Linked DNA regions of Mus musculus: region 1 is linked to region 2. A link is a loop called in an ENCODE intact Hi-C map of the cell type or tissue named here. Cell type or tissue: left cerebral cortex. All regions are shown on one strand. Links, peaks and the distances in the headings refer to the core of each region. The heading gives the core; the rest is flanking DNA.

Region 1 (7,734 bases), core at 1,705-6,704, 130 kb before region 2:
GTTCAGGGAATCTTGTAGAAGAGTTGGGAGAAGGATTGAGGGAGCTAGAGAGGTCAAGGGCATCACAAGAAGACCTACAGTAGGCATGGAAGGACATGGTTCCCACCATGAAGCAGGGCCAAAAGGGCATGGGCCTCCATGAGTGTCGATGGCTGCTGTGAGCATAAGGCTTGTTGACATAATAATGTACATATTTTCACATTCCTTCTTCAAGGAATGTCCTCCCTGTTAACCTTAACCAGAGTCAGCATGAGTCTGGGAGATGAAGTTGTGGTTAATGTCTCAGCAAAATGGTAAACTCTAGGACCTTCAGGACAACCCTTAGGGTTGTAGAAAAGAACTCTAAAATCATGAACTGAAAAATAAATAATTTCTCAACTCTGCAAAATATAAAGATGCAATATGAATTATATGAGTGGCTTCACAAATCTAAAAGAACAAAGCAGCTGCACTATGAGCCAGCTTGTCAGAAAGATACTAAGGAAGGAGATAAAGAGATTTAGGGAGTGGTGATTGAAGGAGATCCCAACTAGCTATGCTTTTTGTTTATGCTTACAAAGGCAGACAGATTCCTGACTTCAAGGTCAACCTAGGACAGAGAAAGTTCAGGTCCAGGCCCAGGCATGTTGGAAATGGTAGTTAACAAAATCAGACAGTTCTCTGAATTATTTTTGCAATGTGAAAAAAAAAAGTGTGTGTGTGTGTGTGTGCGCGCGCGCGCTTGCAGCCAACTAAAAATCAAGTGATTGGGGTCATGGAATGTGGATTCATAGGATAATCAAAAGGGAACCTGGAGTAAATGACTAGATTGGTATTTAATATAAAAGACTGGGCTTTTGGTCTGCAAAGGATGAACTATCCAGAGATATTTTTTGAATACCAAGATAGAACTGCTTGGAGAACTGTCTCTCGTGGAACATAGAGAGAGCTGTCTGGAGATCACCAGAGAAAGCAGAACAGAGGAAAAAATAAAATAGTCAATCTAGACAGCTGTCTTGAGCAGAACATAGGTCGTCAGCATGGACCCATGATTTTGCCGCTCTCAAATACCCCTTCTCTCAGAACCCCTCTCCAAGCTGAAGCTGGTCCTTGGCACAGAGCCAACAAAGCTGGGCCTATGGGGGCTCACCAAGACTGGACCACCAAACAAAGGCCTAGGTCTCCTATACATTTATAGCAGATGTGCAGCTCAGAGTGGGAGCCACCTTTGACTCAGACTCTGTTGCCTGCCTTTGTATCCCTTTCCCTGGGCTGGGCTGTCTTGTCTAGTCTCCGTGGGAGGAGATTGCTTAGTCTGATGGGACTTGATGTGCCAGGGCAGGTTGGACGTCTCTAAGGAGAAGGAGGAAGGGAAGTGGGAGGGTGGGACTGGGAGAAGATGAGGGTGGGGGACTGTGATTGGGATGTAAAGTGAATAAATAAATGAATGAAAATAAGAATGTATTGGAGAGAGAGAAAGCCTGATAGGTAAGAGCTAAGTAGTTCTCAACCCAGGGTTTCCGAGGTTTAGCCAGCAGTGAGCTAGGTGTAGCAGGGAAGTAATGTTCCCAGTGAAGCAGCCTTGACCCACGGACTGAAAGTACTCTGTGTTCCAGCATTGTTGTCCTTCACGGCACAGCCCTAAAGCTTGTGCTCAGTCGTGGAGCCACAGAAAATCAAGCTACCATTACTTGCAAAGGAAGCCTGTCTGACACTAGCGCCATCGTTATTTTCCCTCCCTGTCCAGTTCTTGTGATCAGTCCAGGAAAACCCCTCCTCGTCTTCTCAAACACTCTACACACGGGATCATCCTTTCTTCTTCTGAAATGCTGTGGAAATACCTTTTTAAGAGATGCTTTGCAACATGAATTCATCCCTAGCAGTCGGAGGACGAATAGTGGGTAAAGTTTGTGCCTAGCAAGCTTACTTGTAATAATGCAAGTAAGGCCAACTCAGAGGAAGAAACTCGAAGGGTGGATAGAGTTGTGTCCGAACAAATGAGAAGACAGCCTGGGGCCACATAAGAGCATGGCAGGCAGCATGGAGAGTGAAGCTGAATTGAAAACCACACCTGACCAGTCATGTGTATTTCTCCTCCCCGCAGCACACAACCATCTGGGAACATGAGCTGAAAAGCAGATGGCCAAATGGATCCCAAGAAGGGAACGTATAGAAAACTCAGCCAAAGGTCTAGGGGGTGAAAAGCCTGGCCAGAAGGGTCAGGGTGACACCCCATGACCCAGGAAATACAGAATAGCTATGACTGCAGTAGAAACAAAGAGAACAAGAAGTAAGTTTTGCGATAGGAAAAAAAATCAGCAAGAAGGCTGGAGAGACAGGGATCTTTGTTGGGCAATGGCTGAGGTTGTATGTAATATTTAAGATGTGGTCAGCCCTGTCCTGCAGTTATGTCTCAGTTGGAACATTGCTTCCTAACATGCACAGAGTCCCTAGTTTGATCCTCAGCACTCCATAAACTGGACACAGTGACACACACTACACACACCTATAATCCCAATGTTCAGGAGGGATCAACTCAAGGTCATTATAAGCTACATAGCAAGAGTAAGAATAGTGTGAGATAAATAAGATACATAATATCAAACATCAAAGTAAAATTTTAAGGCTTTAAGGCAATTCCTATGGGTTTTTTTCCAGGACTAAGACATAACTGTGACAGGGGAATATTATCGATGCTTAGAACCTAGTAACCTAATGTATATGCTCTAATGACCATAATTAAAGCACACTGAAGTCAATTATAGAAGGAGCATAGAGTTGCTTTGGTTTCTTGATTATTATCACACTTCAGATGCTCAGGGAGACTTCAGATAAGGAGGAGAGTAGCATTTATTCTTTTTCATCTTTGTGTCTTTCTTTGAAGAACAGTTCTCTTGGTAGCCTTGAACCAACCCAGTTCTTCCTTGTTCATCATTGGAGATTTCAAAACTACCTGTGGAATGTGTGAGGACTAGAACTTTCTGAGATGTGGAGGGATTGCTCATCAAAGCTGGGGTTCTATTGCAGCCTCTTTAGAAACAGTTTTCTAAACCAGAGTCCTGCTATTCTTCAGGAGAGAGGCCTAAAGCAGGATGCTTTCTGCATTCCTTTGTCTGCAATGCACATGGCCTTGGAGGCAAGTCTATCTACCCTAGCTAGTCTTTCAGGGCCTTAGAGGTGGACTTGCTGGGCATCCCAGACATCAATGACCCCTTGCTGCATTTCTGTGAGTAATAAGTCCACTTCAGATAACTTGGGTGTGAGAGTTTTCTGTCTCCCTAGACAAAGATAAGTTGATAGGCAGTGACGGTGACGTGAGCCTTCTTCATGTTCTTCACTGTCTCTTTGCAAATGTCAGGAGCTGGAATTACATGCTGTGACCCACTGTTGTATCGATCTAACCACAGGCAGGAAAATAAAGTTGAGTACTTAGAAGGCATGCCATGGGAAGGATCCTGAATTAAGATCTCGTGTTTTCCATCAAATAAATGTGAAATTGCTGAACTCAAAAGGCACATCATGTTCGATTGCCTACGGGCCAAGCTTGGTGCTGGATACCCAATGAAATGCTCAATGAAATCATATTGCTGGAGTGAACAAAAATTTCTAAATCTTCACTCAGAAGGAATCTGCATGCCGTACACATTTTAATCAGAAGGACCTTCCCTCCAGCTCCCTCATCTACTTCAGCCTGCAGAGTCCTGAATTAGTCACAAGATCCAGCTGATGCTGCTTCTGTAGCTGGCTACAAACAGACGCATCACCAGTGCTGTGAGGCACTTCCCTTCCCCACTAGACTGCACAGCATTTTGTAACAATAAATATTGCTAAAAGAACAGAAATCCCATCAACACCTCCCAGGCTGACAAGGCCTTGATTGGTGTGTGTTAATGCTGGGCCCCTGACTCCCTCATCATTAATTACACATCAATGACATATTTGCCTGTGACAGAGAGTGAAAGGAGGTGCATCTTAAAGACCTTGGCACGCCTGGCCCTGGGGGCTCTGGGAGCTTGTGTAGGGACAATTATGAATACTAAAACTGCACAGAGCTTGTCTAGAATGACAGAGAAAATGGGATCTCTGCTCCAAGGGAAGGAAAATGCTGATGCTGTAGATTCACCATGCTTAGAGGGATAGTCAGGGGTTGGGTAACACAGCTGTCTTAAACACTAAGAAGTTGTGTTTATTAGTATAACATCACAATCATCATCATCATTATGACTTTTAAAATATGATGTGTGCTTATACAATACCTTATTTAAAATAATCTCTATTAAGACAGTGATATTTGTTTGTTAGACACAGTATCTAAATCCAGTACCAGGCACATTGCAACCATTCCATGAATATTTAGTGAACAAATGAATAAATGAGCAATACAAGTATGCTAAAATGTAATCAGTATCTCACGTAAAAAATGAAAACGCAGAATATCTTAGGGATTTATTCAAAATTATCCAGCTAGTAATAGACATAATAGACAGCATCAGAAGTCAGTTCCAGAGTCTGTGGTGCAGGCCCACGTTCTGTGCCCTGTACCCACTTGTGGGCTTCTGGGCACCCTGTGAATGAATTTGATTAGTCCTGCTGTTCCTTCATGTACCAAGGCAGGTTAGCACCCATGGCGGTCTTCCCTTCTCAGAGGAGGATACAGGGAATGGAGAGAGGGAAAGTTAGGGTAGGACTGGGAGGAGAGGAGGGAAAGGGAACGTGATCTGGATGTAAAGTGAATAAAGAAATAAATTTTTTAAAAAGATACCCTGTCACAGCACCTGTCATTATGTGACTTTTCCTGGAAGGACGTGAACAAATGTCTGTTCATCACAGGTGGAGAACCAACAGCAAAGCAAGGAAACAACACCAGCCAAGCAGAGCCTGCTGAGCCAGTCCATTTATTGCTTTTAGCTCCGGGACTATAAATGAGGGATGCTCCTGGGAGAATGAATGACTCAGCATTGCCACTGACAAGCCTATCCCAGCATGAGTGCCGACTCAAGGCTGACAAAGCTCTATCTCTTTAGCTTCCTGCACAACTTGTAGACAGTTTAGCTGGTCAGGGTCTTCTCTCCCTGGCAAGAGAAGCCTTGTGAATCCTGTCAATTTTCACAACTTGCTAAGACTTGAGGGCCTTGTAAGTTACTTGATGAGTCTTAAGGAGCCTCCCTCTAAGAGGGAATGTTTCCATTCAGAATAAATATCTGCACAGCACTGGTGTTAAGAATATGCATGTCACAAAGCCTGCTCAGACACTACCCTCATTATAGTCAGAGGCACATCTTCTAGCATCCTGTGCACAAAGCACTCAACTCTGACCTCCATAGAGAGAGTTTTGATTCTGTCCTTGATCTTTGCAAATAGATCAAAGATTTCTTGCTGACTATGTCAGATGGAATCCCATCTCTTTAGGATGACTATTCATCATAAAGTAATGTTCCCTTCCAATGCCTCAGGCAGCACCAAGGCCACGAAGCTCCCACAAAGAGTTACAGTGCATAGCATTCACAGGAACTCCCTACTGATGCTCTCCTTAGCCCAAGCTTCAGCTTTCTACAGTTCTTCCTAGTTCCTGAACCTCAAGATGCTCTGGTATTGAGAATTCCCCATTGGCAATGAACAGGTTTAACCTTCAGCACTCCCAAATATACTATAAGCTTAGTGTACACAAAAGCCCATAGAATTACCATTGCTAGTCTAAAATAGCCCATAGAATTACCATTGCTAGTCTAATCCACTTGCCATTTAGACACTCATGAACTGTAGATGTGATTATCTGTACAAGACCTATAAAATGTCAGACAGTCGATATTCCATCACACCATTCATGAGGCCTTACTCCTCGATAAAAAGTGATTGATAGTTAATGGCAAGTGAAAAAAGAAAAACACTCAGCTTACATTGAAACCTGGACTTTCTAGTTATCTTCACTCCATACCACCAAGATGGTATCTGAGAAGCATTCAAAGGCTTAGAATTGATGGTCTCCACTTGCCTTTATTCTATCAGTAATGTGTGTTTTTCTAGATATGAATTTCCTCAAATACAACTTCTATTTTAATTAACCTTTAGTCTCTAGATAAAACTCAGAACTCTCTTCAGTGTCTCAAATTCTACCATTAGAAGTTTACTCCTGTGACTCCTGAAAAGTCATTTACAATTGTAAGCTCTCACGAGAATTAATACTATTCTCTCTCTCTCTCTCTCTCTCTCTCTCTCATGTGTGTGTGTGTGTGTGTGTGTGTGTGTGTGTGTGTGTGATATACATTTGTGTGCATGTACAAAGGTTTGTGGAAGGCAGAGGACTATGTTGAATGTCTTCCTCAATCACTTCTTCACCTTTATTTTTATGAGACAAGGTCTCTCACTAAACCTAAATCTCACTGATTTCCTAGACTGGCTGACCAGTAATCCCCAAAGATCCTCCTGACTCTCCGTCCCTAGTTCTAGGATTGAGATATATCCTCCTCCACTCAGCTTTCTACAGGAGTGCTGAGGACCTGAGCTCAGGATCTCATTTGTGTGTAACAAGTACTTCTCTAAATACGCCATCTCTCTAGTCTTCCATTTCTATTTTCCTCTAAGAGTTTAGAGGTAGACTATGAGGACATAGCTCACACTGTTCAAATGGTAGATGTTCAAGACAGAAGAAAGGGACAGGAATAAAGAGACCAGACATGGTGACTAAGCTGGAAGAAAGACTCCAAAAGCCCTTTTGTAAGCCCTGGTTCCTACTTCTTTAATTTTTCTATCTTTCTCTAAATGAACCTCATTTCACAAAGGCTATTCCAAAACTTGTTTTGTTACATTCAGGCAAAGGATTGATTTTAAGTATTATTCTAAAACTAAAAAGGCTCTATGCCATTGATGCTATTATGTGTGGACTCATTGGTTAATGTTTAGAATACATTTCTAAGTTGCTTTTTTAATTATCTTTTTAAGTAGATATTTTCTTTATTTACATTTCAAATGCTATCCCCTTTCCTAGTTTCCCCTCTGAAAATCCCCTATCTCCTTTCCCCCTCCCCCTGCTCACCAACCCACCCACTCCCACTTCCTGGCCCTGGCATTCACCTATATTGGAGCATAGAACCTTCACAGGATCAAGGGTCTCTCCTCTCATTTATGACCGATTATGCCATTCTCTGCTACATATGCAGCTAGAGCCATGAGTCCCACCATGTGTTTTCTTTGGTTGGTGGTTTAGTTCCAGGGAGCTCTGTGGGGTACTGGTTACTTCATATTGTTATTCCTCCTATGAGACTGCTAACACCTTCAACTCCTTGGGTACTGAGCCCAATAAAGCTGTCCCCTGAGAGGCTCTGCCAGTGTCTGACAAACATAGAAGTGGATGCTCACAGCCATCCACTGGACAGAGCACAGGGTCCCCAATGAAGGAGCTAGAGAAAGGACCCAAGGAGCTAAGTTGCTTTTTTTATAATTTGTTTTCTATGCATACACATAAAGAAATTACTGCCTTGACAAAAATAAAAAATGATCAAAAAGAATAGAAATACTCAATAGATGAAGCCATGGAGGACACACAGCATTGAGGAAGGCTTAGTTCTCCCCTGCCGTGTTCAAATCAAAAAGATTTATGAAATTAGATCTAAGGAATAACGTGACAAAGTAAGTTCATGTTCATTTGATGTACAGATACGCAGCTTTTTTTTCCCTACAATTTATCTTTGCCGCTGTCTCTTTTTAATATTTGTTTATTGTATGCACCTAGTATATGTATGTGTACCACTTGCAGGA
Region 2 (7,734 bases), core at 1,663-6,662:
CAATAAGTGAATCTAAACAATGGTGTGCCTAATACTCTGTCCTAGGGAGGAAAGAAAAACTTTCATTAAGGAAGTGATCCGTATCCTAAACTCAGAACATTGCCATTTTAACTGGGATAAGAAGATGTACCAGTCTAGAAGAGAAGACAGAACCAATAACAGGGTCAGGAGGAAGCCAATGCTTCACTGAACGAGCTTCTCCATAGCAACAGAGGGACAGTGAAGACTCTCAGCTATGTGCTTGAAGGTTCACACTTATAACTTGGTAAAATGTTAAGGATGCTCTGGAGAAAGCAACAGGCCTTTTCCAGCCAGGACACTGTAGGCACCAACAGTGGAATGCAGGATGACGGCGGACCGTAGAGGGTTGTGGGAGCTGGAGGCTTGGGACTCTCAGAAAGAGAACAGAGCCACCAAGTACAGTGACATCACACAGTCAACTGTCTGTCCCTCCAGTGGCCACTGCTGACAGACTCAGGGATCCTATGCACTCTTCTCAGCCCCCTTAGTCTGTTTCAAAGTCAAAGCTTCGGGAGAGAGCAGCTGAACCCAGGCTACACCAGAGCTGAGGAACCATCTCCAAGAGTCTGAAAGGGAGGATCCAGGACCACGTCACGTTAACTAAAGCAGGAAGGTGGTTCTCTATAAGAAAACCAGGATGTTGTCAGGGGGCAGAATAGAAGCTGCAAACTAGGCTTAGGAAGATAGCGTTCCCGGTGGTACTGAAGAAGCAGAGATTGACACTTCAGTAGAGTTTACTGGTCAGCAGGCTGAGCTGGATCTCTGAGCATTTCCAGGCTCAGTAATAGAGAACCTACTGATAAATAAATAAATCGCACTGGCATCTACATGCACGCATACAAATGTATGAGCACCTATACACACTTACACACATATCACACACACATCACATACACACACATACATGCACGCGCACACATTAAAATGCCCACCACAAGCTCCTGTATGTGGTTCCTATCTAACAGGTTCTGGGAACTTTGGGAGTTGGGGCCTAGTTGGAAGAAGCAGGTCACTGGGGGACATGCCTTTGATGGTGGTACCTGGTTCCTGTCCCAGCTTTCCTCTACCATGACATGGGTAGCCTCTAATACATGTTCCCACGCCACTATCTTCTGTCTCAACGTGGACCCAGAATCAGTAGATCCATGGCTGGCTGGAATGATAACTATAACAACTATAACTATTATTGTGTTTTATAAGAAGATAAGGAGAGAAGGAATATGTTTGGTGAGTGTGTAGTCAGGTATGGGATAAGGGAAGTGTCTCTGCAGGCCCATGCTGAGGCATCCTTTCCCCCTGAGGGACCAGCCACGAGACAGTATAGTATAGAATAGAGTTTTTCAGGGCATGGGAGAAGAGCTGAGAGGGTAGTAGAGACAGAGAGAAAGGGGAGGGGAGGGGAGGGGAGGGGAGGGGAGGGGAGGGGAGGGGAGGGGAGGGAAGGGAAGGGAAGGGAAGGGAAGGGAAGGGAAGGGAAGGGAAGGGAAGGGAAGAGGCCGGCCATAAGCACATGGAGAGAGAAGGGTAGGGTAATGAGGAGAGAGGGGTAAGGGGGGAAACAACAGAGCAAGAGCAAGAAGGCAAGAAAGCAAGAGAGAGCAGAGGGGGCCAGCAGCCCCTTTTATAGTGAGTCAGGCACACCTGGCTGTTGCCAGATAACTGTGGGGTGGAGCCTAGACAAAATGCTAACAACAATAACTATAACTGTAACTACAATTATAAAGTTGCAGTTAAAAGAGATAACCTTTCCCCTTGAGTTGTTCTGTCAAGTATTTGCTCTCCTTATGGTGACCCTGACTAAGTCCAGAGCAATGGCGCCTTGGAGATCCAGGATTCAGCACAGAGAATGAGATCATCATTTTCATATTTGGCCGAATAAACACTTGCAAACAGTTGGCGCCTAATTGCTATGCCTACCCTCTGATTTCAAAGCTAGCGATGGGTGCTGATGGAGAGGTCTACAATCTATAATGTGCACATGAATAAACAAGACTACTCACGGAGCATACTAATGCAGACATGCAAATGGCAATGTCAAAGGCAGCTCAAACTCATGGAAACCATGTGTCCCCGTAAACAACACCAAGGCCTTACTCTCTATCCTTTTGTAGCCTCTGCAAAAGGGGCTCCTATCTCCTATGGATGTAATCATAAATTTCAAACAAATAAAGTGAAAATTAGCTTGCTTTTCTTTTTTTCTTTAAAGGGATATCCAAAAACTTCAGCCAGCTCTTCCCAACTCCACCAGGAACTTCCAACTCATAACTTTCATTCTGCTGGGTTCGTCTCTCAGAATAAAAGACTTGTTTGCAGAAGAGCATTTATTATTTCCCCTCTTACTGAAAAAGAACATGAGTACACTTCAAAGTTTAAGCAAACTGCCAAAGGCACCAGGAAACCAGTTCGCCGCATCATGTGGAAATTCCTGGCTAGAGAAACAGATTAACAACTTTCTGTCTTTCCCCCAGTCCTGTAAATGGCAACATCTTTAGATAAATAACAGCTTCTGCTAAGAAGCTGCGCTACCACGCATCAGGGTACAGTTTCATAATTAGTGGTGGGAGCAAGGCTAGAAGCTGCTCTCTGGCTGCCGAATTGGCAAGTTCAGAAATGAATGGCGCTATAAAGATCCAATGTCTTTTGTTAATGCTTAAAGCTGAGACTTTATTTATAAGGAGATTCTAAATTCCAGGCTAGTCTCACCCGACCGCCCTTGATGGAGGTAGCCTGTTTGTCATGTTAATGAAGGGAGAAGTTCCAAGTTCTACAAAGACGAAGCGAAGCGCTGAAGCGGAAGCGAATCGAGGCAGGTAAGTAAGGGAGGGAGCTGGGGTGACTCCCCGCCCCTCCCGTACCTTTAAGGCTGTCCCCACCAGTTTCACTGTGAAAACCCCAGGGAAGAGCCAAAGTGCGAGCGGGCAACCCTGCTGAGTTCTCAAAACCTAACCCACATCAGAATCCCCTCAATATCTGCTTTAAAAACATGAGTCACACCAATAATATGTCTCAGTACATAAAGATGCTTGCCACCAACACTGAGGATCTGAGTTCAATGCTCCAGACCCACATAGTAGAATTAGCTCAAGAATATAGCTCTCTGACCTCCACAGTGCTCTACCCAGCCTCGTGCCAGAAACACACACGCACGCACACACTATATGGATGCAGTAAGAAATACCGCGAGTCTCCATGTGTTACATTCTGAGAACCTCTGGTCTCCAGCAGTGTCTAACAAGGCAGTTCAGAAGCCAGACTGACTCAGTCTGACTCAGAAGTCAGACAAACCCGGCTTTTAGTCCTAATTCCACCTATTAGTCACTGTGTAAACTTCCGTCAGGAACTTAATTCATCGATGCCTCTATCTCCTCGGAAGTGAAATAGAAATAATTGCAGGGTTATTCCAAGAAATGGCTCAGACAAGGCAGGAGAGTTGAGCGTATTGCCTGCCCAGAATAAACACATAGTACGAGATTACTAATTTTTCTATTCAAGTCTCATCTCAATACCCTCCTAAAATTCATCTGCACCTGTTTGTATTTATCTCCCAGGTTTCTAACCTGTTTGTTTGCTTCCTTGACTTGCAACCTTCCTCATGGAAATAGCACTACTCAGAACTTCCTACTTCCACACTCAAGCGGCCACTGGCCATACTAGTCCTCTGCTGCCACCTTGTGGACATTACTCACCTAACACCTTGAAGGCTAACCTTATGACTGGAAATCTAGCCAACTACCCAAGGCTAGTAAAGTCATGGATCTTGGAGGAGAACCTACAAACCCCACTTTTATACGAAAGTATCACAATCCTTAACGACACTCTAAGTATCTGTCCTTATACCACGGGTAAATACAGGTAAATACAGTCCTCGTCCTCACCAAGGAACCTTCTCTTTACAGAAGAGGGGGAACATTACAGAAAACCACAGCCAACTTCTTTAAATAATAAAAATAAGGTAATGATTGATAGAAGACACTGGCCTCTGCATATGCACACCCTGCTATGCACACCCTCAGTATCAGAGAGAGAGAGAGAGAGAGAGAGAGAGAGAGAGAGAGAGGAGAGAGGAGAGAAAGGAGAGAAAGGAGAGAAAGAAATAAATACTTTTTTTAAAATCTCAAAGTGTTCTTGTCTTTCATTCCAGCAACCCCCTTTCCTGGTGACCATGAAGAATTTACTGAGGGGTCTGCGCTCAGTGTGGGAATCTAAATTCCAATTGTTTAATTTTTTTTGTTTTACTACATTATCTCCACCCACTGAAGAACAGATCTCTTAATGGAAGTTTGATCAGAGTCTATATTTGGGGGACACTTTTGATTATTAAAATTTTATTCTGTTACATTTAAACTTTTCTCAGACACCATCTTGCCGTTCAGAGCAAGAACAGGGTGAGGACAGGAATTCTGGTCTCTGGGGCACTTCTCTACCTTCACACTGCCACTCCAAGGAGTGGGTAAGGTGAAGGGTAAGGCTTGTCCACCCACTGGCAAATCTCAGCCCTTGGCTTTTGGCTGCTTTCTGTGTGACAAGGGGCAGTAGCCAATGCTCCTGGAGCGCCCCAGAGCACAGATCTCTGGAAGAAGAAACTTGGCCTTCATGTCACGCTCCCCAGGGACTGCTTCCAGGACCCAGTGGTATCTGCTGCTGGTGTCCTCTGCATGGGCTGTGAGCTTGGTTGGTGGCATGGTAATGGTTGTCTCCAGTGGGCTCTCCTTTACCCTCCATTCTTTATCTGCTCCTTTGCCCAGAAAGCAGCAGAAAGGCCAGTTCCCTCATGTCATAGGTAGGACATTACAGCAATTAGCATCCCCCAAGGAAAGGAAATGCCATCTTCCCATTCTCACAGGCCTGTGTGATCTTCAGAAGGGATGTGCACTAATCCCTCCTTCACCCGCTGGGCCTGAGTAGAGGGAGACACTTTCTCCTCTCCCAGAAGCACCTCAGCCTATTCTGCCAAAACCATCAACTGGAACCATGCTTAGACTCGCAGCCATCGTTGAGGCTAGTCTGGGAAACAGATAATTTGGGTTTTGCTTGTCTGTTGTTTTGTTTGTTTGTTTGATGCTTTTCCCTGGAGTATGGGTTACTTTCATCTCATTATCATTATTAGGAGTGGGGGGGGGGCAGCTTTAGGCTTTAATTCTGGGCCACAGTCTTGTCACTCCTATCTGTGACTAAGGCAGTCCAGACCAGGGTTCATGGGAGAGAGCCCCTAACACAGTAAAAAAAAAAAAAAAAAAAAAAAGCAAAGACCACTAATCTTTTCCCACTAGCTGCCATTAGTGTGTCTTAGACCTGGGTTTGTTGGGGTACCGCCGTAGCTGTGGTGTGTGTGCGTGCAGAGGTTAGGTAACGGCGAGACTCTCACTCAGTGGTTCTCCCTTTCCTAATGCTGTGATCCTTTCACACCGCTCCTCACGTCGTAGTGACTCCCAACCATAAAGTTAGTTTCATTGCTACTTCATAGCTGTAACGTAGCTTCTGTTACGAACTGTAACATAAATAAGTGTGTTTTCAGATGGCCTTAGTGAAAGGACCATTTGACACCCACAGGTTGAGATCTTCTGGCTGAGCAGAAGCAGGGAGACAGAGGAGGGACTAACAAAGGGGTAAGGAATGCAGGTAATAAGCACAGATGTGTGTGAGCTGGGGGTCAGGAGGTGACCTATCTGCTGCATCACCAAGCAAGTGCCCTGGAATTTTACTCCTTTTTAACTATAGTATTTAATAATGTTGAGTCGTATTTAATAATGCATGACAAGTTCAAGAAAGATTCATCAAATGGCTTGACCAAAACCATATGGTATTAGACTCCTCTAAGACAGGATATTATATCCAAAAATTCAAAGAGCATCTAGCTGCTGGACCTGCTTCAAGCACTCGTGTGCAAGGCTTTGAGCATTAGGGGTGGGTGAATACTGCACAAATTACGTCTGAGTGGAAGGAAGAATGTTCCAGAATAGACGTGATGCACAGATGAGAAGGTTCGACGCAGTGGGCGGCCAGAAAGGAATACGAGCCCTGGGTCTCCAGACAAAGGGCGAGAGGAAGTTGATCAGGTCAACTATCAACCACCATAAGGCAAAGTAATCGAACACTTCATGGCTCTTTCTTCTTCCTAGAAGAGTGCCCAAATGCACTATGGGAGAACACCTTCTTGACTTCTGTCTTAGTTAAGGTTTCTAATTGCTGTGAAGAGACACCATGACCATTCCAACTCTTATAATAGAAAACACTCCATTGGGGCTGGCTTGCAGTTTCCGAGGCTTCGTCCTTTCTTGTTATGTCAGGGAGCATGGTGAGAAGCGTGGCAGCGTGCGGGCAGTCATGACGCTTGCAAAGGAGCTGAGAGGTCTGCATCTAAACTGACAAGCAGCAGAAAGTAACTGTGAGCCACTAGGCCTGGTTTGAGCTTCTGAGACCCCCCCCCCTCCAAGCCCACCCCTGAGTGACACACTTTCTCTAACAAAGCCACACCTAATGGCACCACTCCCTATGGACCTAGGGAGGCCATTTTTAATCAAACCACCATAACACCAAAACTTATCATCAAACTTTCTGAGGAAAAAGAAGCAAGAGGGGGGAGCTGGAGAGATAGCTCAGTGGTTAAGAGCACTGACTGCTCTTCCTGAGGTCCTGAGTTCAATTTCCAACAACCACACGGTGGCTCACAACCATCTGCAGTGGGATCTGATGCCATCTTCTGGTGTATCTGGAGAGAGCAATAGTGTACTCATATACATAAAAATAAATAAGTAATTTTTTTAAAGAAAAGAAAAGAAAAAGAAGCAAGGGAAGAAAGAATTTCCTGAACTCCTTTTACGCACTTTTGCGGTGTTCTAACTTCTCTTAGCAGCATGGAGACTTTCTCCTTTAGAGCTCGGGGCTTCAAAGCTGGCTTTGTTTTCATGCTCAGTATTGATTTGGATTCTCAGGAGGTTCTCCTGACATCTCTTCCCACCTTAGCTGATTAATCTAACAAGTCCAACAGGCCCCTCCACTCACTGACAGGAAAGGGGAGGCACAGTGAAATTCAGAGCGTCCTCAGAGGTAGCAAACCCCTCCAGAGTAGAATAAGGCTCTGAATACAAAATCTGCACCCAGATAGTGGAGGCTGCTTTTAACAGCTTGGTGTTTATAGCGTGGACAAAACAAAACAAAACAAACTGTTGAATTTACATATTCTCTGCCTCCTACCTAAGGTGACTCCTACCTGAGGTGATTGCCCACCTAGGATAACTCCAACTAAGATTACCACCACCTGAGATACACCTTAAGTAACTGTCCTCTGCAAAGCCACCGTGCCTTCCTTTCTTCATGTGCCTGCTCTTTGCATCCCATCCTGTTGATATCTCAGGATATTAAACATCGTGGGCCCCAGGAAGGCAGCCGAGGTAGGTTCTGAGTGTGCCCTTTCTCCTCCATATGCGTTAGTGATGCAGAGAAGCCTCCAAGAGCAGCTGCTGAGCTCTCAGTGTGGATTTTGAGGGATCGGGGAGCTGGTATCAGTCTTGAGCAAGAGCACCTTGTAAATTCTGCCACCGTCTGCCTCACACAATGCCCAGAAGGTTGTTGTTTTAAGGGAAGCCATCCACTGATAATAGAATTCTCTTCCATTTTATTCTTTTATTTTTGACTTTTTCTTTCTAAGACTGGGTTACAAATATATTTCTGATAAAAAGGCGTTTGTGTGGTCCTGGGAGCCAAGTGTCCAAG

The links. A loop is a pair of places that touch in the nucleus more often than their neighbours do. Peaks named below come from ENCODE experiments on the same cell type or tissue, not always from the same donor. Only the 100,000 strongest peaks of a DNase experiment are listed, where the experiment ranks them.
Region 1: it touches region 2 in a loop (2.7-fold over the local background); 3 of 42 quality-filtered maps call a loop at or near these places.

Annotation. Positions count from the first base shown.
Region 1 is chr6:73,493,668-73,501,401 of GRCm38, reverse strand. No RefSeq gene overlaps it. Among named protein-coding and RNA genes, the nearest start is that of 1700065L07Rik, 27 kb to the right of the region's middle. In left cerebral cortex, for the core only: no CTCF peak of the experiment used is centred there; a DNase peak (open chromatin) is centred at 3,672.
Region 2 is chr6:73,363,760-73,371,493 of GRCm38, reverse strand. No RefSeq gene overlaps it. Among named protein-coding and RNA genes, the nearest start is that of Gm40378, 78 kb to the right of the region's middle. In left cerebral cortex, for the core only: a CTCF peak has its summit at 3,702 (motif pointing left); DNase peaks (open chromatin) are centred at 2,582, 3,272 and 3,684; H3K4me3 peaks cover 775 bases.